2 separate regions of the Homo sapiens genome follow, and region 1 is linked to region 2. A link is an interaction called in ENCODE POLR2A ChIA-PET data of the cell type or tissue named here. Cell type or tissue: OCI-LY7. All regions are shown on one strand.

Region 1 (5,000 bases), 1.2 Mb before region 2:
TTATTTCAAAATTTTATATTATTATATTTTTTAGAGACAGGGTCTCGCTATGTTGCCCAGGCTGGACTCGAACTCCTGAGCTCAGTGAGACTCCCACCTCAGCCTCCTGAGTTGCTACCATGCCCAGCTTGCCCAGTTCATTTTTAATGAGGCCAAACACATTGGTCATGCAGCTCACAAACAAAAGGGAATGTCTGTAGTTCTGGTCAGTCACAAACTCATTGTACTTTACAGAGAAAACTCCATGCAGAATGTTGAAATATCATCCTCTAAAGGTTGACTCTAAGTATACAGAAGCAGTGTAGGGGCACAGACAGCTCAGTTGAGCACTCAGCACATCAAACAAGAAAGCATGTGGTGGTTTCCCTCTACCCAGAGCAGGGTCTGATACGGAGGAGCAAGCCTGGACTTTGTCCTTGGGCAAATTGCCCCATTAGGGGAGGAAGGAGCCCACTCTCCAGACTTTCTGGTTTGAAGCAGTACCTGGGTCTGAGCAGAGTGAGGAACACTTCCTGCTACAGCCAAACTAGACTAGCCTGGGCCCTGAGATCCATGACCTCACATGTGCCTTTTTCTCCAGGCACACTGGAAAGCTTAGTCCCCCCGCCCCCGTGACTGTCTGTTCCCGAGATAGTCCCTTTGCATGGAGAATCCGTGCCCATCCCACCCACCCCCACACCATAAAAAGTCAATGTTAGAAGGTTTGAATGGATTTAGTGATCATGCACTCCAACCCTGCCTATCTGTTCATCAAAGTCCACTTCAAATACCACTTTATAAAGACATTGTGGTTCTTCTGTCTCCCAATTCATTATTACTTTGGTGCTCTGTTATGGTATACATCACATTCAGTCTTGTATTAGAGTTGTTTGTGTACATATTTTCTGCCCTCACTCCAAGGCCAGCTTAAAACTTATAAATCTTAAAATATTTTGGCCTCCTAAAAATTAAACAGTATCATTCATAGTTTCCACTATTAAATATTTTATGCTTTTGGAATAAAATATGTCATTCTTCACCCCCTCTCCCAAAAACCCCAAAACTTTGTTCCTCTGCTTTTCTAGTTTCCCGTGTGCTGCTTAGTGGGTTTTCCAGCAGCCCTGGTCCCAAGCACATGAGGGACTGTTAGCATTTTCAAGACAAAAGTATCCTTAACTCCTCTTCATGAGCCTGCGAAGATTAAACACGGAGCTCAGAACACAGTATGAACACAATAGATGTATGATGAAATGAATAGGGCTAGCATTAACTAATGAGAGCTCCTCAATGATGAGCAAGAAGAAGGTGAAATCATGCCATCCAAGGCTTCCCAGTGCCCCTGGAGACCACACAGCCCCTTTACACAGGAAATGACGTGATTCCTGATAAGCAAGCAGTACACACTGCACAGCTTCCTTCCCTTCCTCCCCCTGCCACTCAGCACCTTTGGCAAATAGCGGCCTGCCTTCAGCCTTCATTAGGAAAGCCTTCATTAGGCCTGCCTTCTTCTCTTCATTCATGAGAGAGTGGCATTAACAGTGCACAAACTAATGCTTCTTCAAATTTTTCTGGGGTCTGCTGCTGCTACTGCTAAAATCCGCTTGCCTTCGGACACAGTTTCTCAAATGGCTTAAAAGCTTCTCTGCTTTTGATCCCTGCAGCATCACTTTCTACTCCCTCAATCAGAAACCAGAAGCTACCCACCCCCATTTCCTGTGTTCATGATAGTAGAAAGCAACAGAGAACAGTTGGCCCCTGAGCTGCCAGGTTGTGGGCTGGGTAGGGAGGATCCATTGCAGGAGCATTGGAAAGCCTTGAGCACTCTGCCCTGCCTGTCCACACAGCAGCACCTTCACAGCCTTCTAGTAGTTCTGATCAGATTTCTGCCTCTTAAAGCGGCCCCACAGACTAAAAGCCATCATCTGGAATTTGGAGTAAAAGGGCCCACAGGAAATGAAGCACTCTAAGAAAATTCAGCTGGGCAGGTATTTTAAGGTCACTGACTGACTCCAAAGTGAAGGTAGAACCCATATTGACCGCAATTCATCACACTTCTGTAACTTCAGAACTCACTGCTGACTGGTGGAGAAGGTTGCAATTGCATTCAGTCCGAATCTCTGAACATATTATTTAGAAATATTAGCTTATCCAGCTGCCTACGGAGCTTCCCATCTGGGCTTTCAGTTGCTACATTCTCTAAAGCCGTATCTGACCCACACCTTACTAACACTATGTGCTTCTACAGCATTCACCCAGTGTTACAGCTCTTTTAGAATCTGTCTAGCAGGTTTTCCAGTCTTCACTGGAAAGCCCTTGCCCCCAAATATAAAAAAATAATAAGGCATTCACCCCTGAACTTTAGCAGGGCTTCCAATCGCCTTTAAGCACTCATTTAAAAGAAAAGTCTTTTATTCCCTTATAATAGTATTAAATCATTAGCAAATGATTCTCAAAACTATTTTTTGAGTGCTCTCTTCTGTGTGAGAATGTAGGAAATGATGACCAAGTATACGAAGTTGGACATGCCTAGTCCCAGGTGGCCTTTTCCTATTGGCACAGCTGCTGGCATTCACCCGTGCAAGCTTCTAGCTTGCTTGTCTATGTCTGCAGCTTGATTTTACAGGCTGCTCATTGTAAGAAAAGAAAACGATTTGAGGGCTGCTTTTCATTAAAAGGAAAACCTTACTGAGGACTTCCTTACCCTCACTATCTGCCTAAATAATTTCTTCTTAACTCCTATATCACTTATAAGAGGAGAAAGCAGACACACAGGGGGAACTCAGTGTGACAGCACAGGCGGAGCCTGGAGGGATGCCCAGGAATGCCAAAGAGACGCACAGACTGGTTTCTCTCTCACAGCCCCCAGAAAAACCTAACCCTGCCAGTGAGAGGTGACAGCGTGCTGGCAGTCCTCACAGCCCTGCTCGCTCTCGGCGCCTCCTCTGCCTGGGCTCCCACTTTGGCGGCACTTGAGGAGCCCTTTAGCCCACCGCTGCACTGTGGGAGCCCCTTGCTGGGCTGGCCAAGGCCGGAGCCGGCTCCCTCAGCTTGCAGGGAGGTGTGGAGGGAGAGGCGCGGGCGGGAACAGGGGCTGCGCGCGGTGCTTCCGGGCCAGCGCGAGTTCCGGGTGGGCGTGGGCTCGGCGGACCCAGCACTCGGAGCGGCAGGCCGGCCCCACCAGCCCGAGCAGTGAAGGGCTTATCACCTGGGCCAGCAGCTGCTGTGCTCAATTTCTCGCCAGGCTTTAGCTGCCTTCCCGCGGGGCAGGGCTCGGGACCTGCAGCCCGCCATGCCTGAGCCTCCCCCACCTCCGTGGGCTCCTGTGCAGCCGGAGTCTCCCCGACAAGCGCCACCCCCTGCTCCGCGGAGCCCAGTCCCATCGACCACCCAAGGGCTGAGGAGTGCAGGCACACGGCACCGCACTGGCAGGCAGCTCCACCTGCAGCCCCGGTGGGGGATCCACTGGGTGAAGCCAGCTGGGCTCCTGAGTCTGGTGGGGACGTGGAGAACCTTTATGTGTAGCTCAGGGATTGTAAATACACCAATGGGCACTCTGTATCTAGCTCAAGGTTTGTAAACACACCAATCAGCACCCTGTGTCTAGCTCAGGGTTTGTGAATGCACCAATGGACACTCTGTATCTTGCTACTCTGGTGGGGACTTGGAGAACCTTTGTGTGGACACTCGGTATCTAGCTAGTTTGGTGGGGACGTGGAGAACCTTTGTGTCTAGCTCAGGGATTGTAAACGCACCAATCAGCGCCCTGTCAAAACAGACCATTGGCTCTACCAATCAGCAGGATGTGGGTTGGGCCAGATAAGAGAATATAAGCAGGCTGCCCGAGCCAGCAGTGGCAACGCGCTCGGGTCCCCTTCCACACTGTGGAGGCTTTGTCCTTTCGCTCTTTGCAATAACTCTTGCTACTGCTCACTCTTTGGGTTCACACTGCCTTTATGAGCTGTAACACTCACCGCGAAGGTCTGCAGCTTCACTCCTGAAGCCAGCGAGACCACGAACCCACCAGAAGGAAGAAACTCCAAACACATCTGAACATCAGAAGGAACAAACTCCGGACACGCCGCCTTTAAGAACTGTAACACTCACGCGAGGGTCCGCGGCTTCATTCTTGAAGTCGGTGAGACCAAGAACCCACCGATTCCGGACACACCAGCACCCGGATCTCAGACCTCTGGCCTCCGGAACTGTGAGAGAGTAACTTTCTGCTGTTTTAAGATACCCAGCTTGTGGTCATTTATTACAGCAGCCCTAGCAAACGAACCCAGTGTGGTTTGCAACTTCAGTTATAGCATCTACCATCAGCCCAATTCAAAAGACCATTTATTTAATCAGCAACGTTTCCCCCGTCACTCCTTATGGGGCAGTATCCACTGTAGGCTACTGATTCTACTTAGTGCTTTAAGTCAGCGTTGCCAGAATCATACTGAAACACATACCTGGGGCTTCTAGGGCATCTCCTAGTCAGCCTTGTCAAAATCAACAGTTTTGAAAATACGCTCTATGGCAGTCCTGAATTCCACAGGGGTGGAATTCAGAGCCGCTCTCCTCTTGTTTGTCGTATTTTATAAAATGGATATTTAATTCTGTTTCACTATTTGCTTTCATTACTAAAATTTCCCAAAATACATGAAAATAGAGGGTACTCGAAAAACCCAACTTTAAATAAAATAACCGTGAGTATTCTGCCATACTTGTTTCTGTGTTAATATAAGAATTTATTTGAAGAGTTCTGCTATAATGTTTTTAAATACTGGTTTCAATAACTCTCTTCCAATACAGATTACACTTTGTTAGCTCCAATAATTGCTGCATGGTGAATTTAGTCTATTGAAAAGGAAGTGTCAGGTCTGAGTGCCAATTATTGTACTTGACCCAAGGTAACTCTCTTTCAAGGTACTGCGTTGGGTTCCCACTGAATTATTTTACCACATTCGAAATCCTTCATCAGAAATTCAATGTCTTTTATTATGATACATGAAATGATCTAATAAATCTCACTGCAC
Region 2 (5,000 bases):
GACAACCTAAAATGTCTCCAGACATTGCCAAATGTTCCCTGTGGGGCGGGGGCAACATTGCCTACTGTTAAGAACTACTGCTCTAGACCAAAGAACACAGCACAGAGGAAAGGAAAAAAAAATCCAGTTAAGAGAATGTTAGGTGGAGATGACTATAGTCATCAAACTTTTTTCCCCATCAAGTATTTCCAAGCTAACATAGTGACAAAATAATTCCTGTACTCTACTGGTAACGTTAATCTAGTGCTCTTCCTTTAATTCTTCCGTTTTGTTTTCTTTTGCAGAATTAAGAATATGTTTCCTTGTTTATCAGATACATCACTGCTTGATGAAGCAAGGAAGATATACATGAAAATTTTAAAAATACATATCGCTGACTTCATGGAATGGACATCCTGTATAAGCACTGAAAAACAACAACACAATAACACTAAAATTTTAGGCACTCTTAAATGATCTGCCTCTAAAAGCGTTGGATGTAGCATTATGCAATTAGGTTTTTCCTTATTTGCTTCATTGTACTACCTGTGTATATAGTTTTTACCTTTTATGTAGCACATAAACTTTGGGGAAGGGAGGGCAGGGTGGGGCTGAGGAACTGACGTGGAGCGGGGTATGAAGAGCTTGCTTTGATTTACAGCAAGTAGATAAATATTTGACTTGCATGAAGAGAAGCAATTTTGGGGAAGGGTTTGAATTGTTTTCTTTAAAGATGTAATGTCCCTTTCAGAGACAGCTGATACTTCATTTAAAAAAATCACAAAAATTTGAACACTGGCTAAAGATAATTGCTATTTATTTTTACAAGAAGTTTATTCTCATTTGGGAGATCTGGTGATCTCCCAAGCTATCTAAAGTTTGTTAGATAGCTGCATGTGGCTTTTTTAAAAAAGCAACAGAAACCTATCCTCACTGCCCTCCCCAGTCTCTCTTAAAGTTGGAATTTACCAGTTAATTACTCAGCAGAATGGTGATCACTCCAGGTAGTTTGGGGCAAAAATCCGAGGTGCTTGGGAGTTTTGAATGTTAAGAATTGACCATCTGCTTTTATTAAATTTGTTGACAAAATTTTCTCATTTTCTTTTCACTTCGGGCTGTGTAAACACAGTCAAAATAATTCTAAATCCCTCGATATTTTTAAAGATCTGTAAGTAACTTCACATTAAAAAATGAAATATTTTTTAATTTAAAGCTTACTCTGTCCATTTATCCACAGGAAAGTGTTATTTTTCAAGGAAGGTTCATGTAGAGAAAAGCACACTTGTAGGATAAGTGAAATGGATACTACATCTTTAAACAGTATTTCATTGCCTGTGTATGGAAAAACCATTTGAAGTGTACCTGTGTACATAACTCTGTAAAAACACTGAAAAATTATACTAACTTATTTATGTTAAAAGATTTTTTTTAATCTAGACAATATACAAGCCAAAGTGGCATGTTTTGTGCATTTGTAAATGCTGTGTTGGGTAGAATAGGTTTTCCCCTCTTTTGTTAAATAATATGGCTATGCTTAAAAGGTTGCATACTGAGCCAAGTATAATTTTTTGTAATGTGTGAAAAAGATGCCAATTATTGTTACACATTAAGTAATCAATAAAGAAAACTTCCATAGCTATTCATTGAGTCAAATTGTAATGTGCTTTACCAAACAAGGTATTTGACCTGGCATTCTAGTCATATTTACACAAATGTAAATGTGAAGTGGCAAATACCTAGGTAATTCAGGCCCACAACTCAGATGATGTTTTATGTAGTCCGAATGTAGTTAGCAGTTACTGTTTTCCACTTAGCTCTGTGTGGGAGGACAAAACTTTAGAAGGTGAAAATGGAAAAGCTACATTTTCATATGAATAAGGTTGTCAAAAGTCTGCATTAGTAAAAATATTTATGTCTTCTAGGATATGAATGTGTCAAAACCAAAGAATCCTTACATAAGTGTACACTGACACATTTGCAGGATTGAAAATGAAAGTAACATGGTGACTTCTCTAAATTCTGTATTTACACATGAGAAGTGTGAGGAATTAAAGCAATTGTTTGGACCATCTAATGTATAAATCTTGTTTAAAATATTCAAACATATGGGCCCTTAAGAAATTGGTGTGCACTCTACGTAGCTATTTTTGAAATTTAACTGGTCATACAAAAATTCTTTCAATTTCTATATTTAGAAACGGGGTATTTCCTTGTTATAATCTACACAACCAAAAACTGGCTAATGTAAGTAACCAAATCTGAGGATTTTGAGTCTCCATAGCCATACAGCAGATATACAGTTTTTACCTAAGGAAAAAAGTATAAGACAAGACATTTTAAAGTCAGATTACTAAAATGATTCCTGTAATTCCACATTCTCAAGAAAAAATGTGTTTAAGGTGTAATAGTAAATTCTTATAGGACTTATTCTAGTAAGTGGGTAAATCGTAAAAATCTAAATTTGGGTTAAATTTTTTCGCTCAAATACCTACATTTCCTTTATCGTACCCCAAAAGGAGCTCTCAAAGAGTAGTTTGAACAGTTTTTGACCCGAAGATTTTTTTTTTTTTTTTTTTTTTTTGAGCAGGTTGGACTCTTCGGCTTCCTGGAAGGGAAAAATAGGTCCTTTAGTGGCTGGGCTACATCTTTCAAGTAGGTATTATTTTAATGAAAGACTAGAGGTGTTTTGTGATTTTGTTTGAAACTCGCATCCAAGAGTGTTTTTCGAAAACAGACTGAAGGAGCAAGAAAAACAATTCGAAATAGGAAGGAGAGGAGGGTCAGAAAATAATGAAATTAAAGTTCCTCTGAGTAAAAAAAGATAATTCAGAAAGTGTCTCTAACAGAATAAAAAATATCGCCTGGATTGCTGCAGGCACCCCAGTCTCCTTTCCTAAAGAGGTCTCTTTAAACAGAATTTTGAGAGATTGCGTTTTAGTTATGCGGGCCAGGGAGAAGTGGATGCTCGCCGCGCCAGGCACGTCCACAGGAACGCAGCCCCGAGTCACCGTGTCCTTCGTCCTTTACCCGCCTGTGTCAAGCCTCCCAAAATGACCCGCAGTTCAGCTCGTCCTTCGCCGTGAACGTCCCTTTGCGGGGTTGCGGCCGCCGTCGCCCGCCACCCCTTGCCCCACTACCCAAGCCACTGCGCCGTCGTCTCCCCAAACTGCCCCGCAGTTCCGCGCCCGCCCGCCGCGGCAGTTGCGGGGTCGGGCTGGCTGGTGCCTCGGGACGAGAAGGCCATCAAGTGTTGCTCCCTCATCTGTAACGTGCAGCCCCCCGCACTGTCGCCGTCGTCGCGCGCAGTTCCCGCGCCCGGGCGGCCGCGCCTCCGCCGCGCAGCCGGGCTGGGCGGTTTCTCAGAAACTTTCCTCCCTCCTCCTCTCCTCTGCGCTGAGAAAGCAGCGAAAGCTCCCACTCCTCTCCGCAAACGGACTCTCCACCTGAGTAACCGGCCGCCTCCCCGGCCGTGGGGATATCGGAGCTAAGGGGAGAGCCTTCCCGAGTTCGCCGACCCTCCGGCGCTGCAGCCCGCTCCCACCCCTACCCTGGGCTCCAATGATCCGCAGCCCCGCGCATTTCGAAAGCCCGCCCGGCTCGCCGGCGCCTGGGGAGGGCCACGGCGGCGCGCAGCCCGGGCCCCGCACCACGGCCGCCCGCGTGGGTCCCCTCTGCCCTCACCCCCGCTCGGCAACGTGCCCCCATCGCAACCCCGGCCGCCCGGCGCGGGGGCCTGGGACGGGGAAGAACTGGGGAAATGTGGGTTTGGGGGCGTGTTTGGGGGACTCCGGGAGCGTGGGCTTCACAGGCGAGGAGCGGGGCGAGAGGCCTCTCAGGCCGGGGTGCGCCCACCGCCCCGGCCTCAGGGAGCGACTTTCCCGGAGGCCGGGGGACGCTGCCTTCGCCATTTCATCTTCATCATCACAGCGCCCACACTTGCTCTTCTCTCAAGCTCTTTGCACAGAAAAAGTGATTCTAAATCTCCTCTAGGATCTCCTGTCTGGTGTTCAGAGTATGAATTTCTTTTTAAAACTTGCTGTGTCTTTCACCTGGGCCACACCCTACGCCCACCCACCCCCTCTCAGCCAAAAGGGAGGTAAAAAATCCTGCGGGCCCAGCTGGGGGTGGGGAAGGGGCCCACAGTCCCGCTGGAAAACCTCAGCGGCCACCTCCCGGATCCGGGCTGGCCTGGGGACTGGGGTGGGATGGGGTGGGGTCCGCCTCAGGCCGACCCCGCAGAACCGAAAGTGCCGAGTTGACACGTAAGGCCCAGCCCCTCTGCGGCCGCCCGCGCGCCCGGCCTGTCACGCGTGGGGACACTGAGCAGCAGGCATCGGAGCGAGCAGTACAAAAAGAAATCAAGGCGTTGGGCGCGAAACCTCGACGCGCCTCTAAAGGAACGTTGAGAAAAGGCAGGGAGCAGGGCGCGCGGCCGGGGGATTGCATCATTGCGGCTCCCCCTCCAGAAAACGGGCCCCGAACCGCGGCGACCATCATGGCGCTCGCGCCGGGCTGCGCTCCCCGCGCGCCTGCCCCGCGCTCCGGCCGCGGCCCCGGAGCCTCGGACGCGCATTTCACAAACATTCTCGCCCTCTCCCGAGCGCCCGCCCCCACCCCCTCCTTCTTTCTGTGTGTGTGTGCGTACGTGTGTGCGTGTGTGCGCGCGCGTATTTGTGTGTAGGGAGAACTTGCAGATGATTTTTTTTTTCCCTCCCGTGCTGCTGGTTGTAAACTTGATTGGCATTGGCTGCGCCCACTGACCCCGACGCTGAGTCCGCTGAAGATTTAAGGTGGATCCGAGAAGCTGCAGCTTCAGGCGGAGTCTCGCGCTCTAGTCGGTTTTGGGAAGAGAAAAAAAAAAAAAAAAGCCCCGAACCGGGCGCCCGCCGCGTTTGCCGAATCTCCCGCGGCCCCAGCCCCCGCGCCCGCCCGGGGCCCCTCCCCGCCTCGCGCGCCGCGCGCGGCCTCCGCCCACCTCCCACTTCTTCCCCATTGGCCGGCGCGTGCAGTTTGAATTTTTT

The links. Peaks named below come from ENCODE experiments on the same cell type or tissue, not always from the same donor. Only the 100,000 strongest peaks of a DNase experiment are listed, where the experiment ranks them.
Region 1: POLR2A ChIA-PET joins it to region 2 with 10 read pairs; 4 of 35 experiments call an interaction of 5 or more read pairs at or near these places.

Annotation. Positions count from the first base shown.
Region 1 is chr12:11,544,247-11,549,246 of GRCh38, forward strand. It overlaps LINC01252 (long intergenic non-protein coding RNA 1252), which reads left to right and starts at 3,784. Exons shown (of 8, transcript NR_033890.1): 1 at 3,784-4,114. The region is part of intron 2 of LOC124902877 (a long non-coding RNA gene); the gene reads right to left. It also overlaps the pseudogene RNU7-60P. RefSeq lists an enhancer at 260-319. In OCI-LY7, a CTCF peak has its summit at 2,057; DNase peaks (open chromatin) are centred at 1,685 and 1,995; H3K4me3 peaks cover 1,271 bases; H3K27ac peaks cover 1,410 bases.
Region 2 is chr12:12,720,752-12,725,751 of GRCh38, forward strand. CDKN1B (cyclin dependent kinase inhibitor 1B) reads left to right here. Exons shown (of 3, transcript NM_004064.5): 3 at 285-1,618. LOC105369663 (a long non-coding RNA gene) reads right to left here and starts at 4,372. Exons shown (of 2, transcript XR_931366.4): 1 at 2,472-4,372; 2 at 2,153-2,286. RefSeq lists silencers at 3,007-3,136, 3,207-3,336, 3,547-3,816, 4,077-4,156, 4,497-4,746. In OCI-LY7, no CTCF peak of the experiment used is centred here; DNase peaks (open chromatin) are centred at 1,980, 2,590, 4,410, 4,730 and 3 weaker places; H3K4me3 peaks cover 5,000 bases; H3K27ac peaks cover 5,000 bases.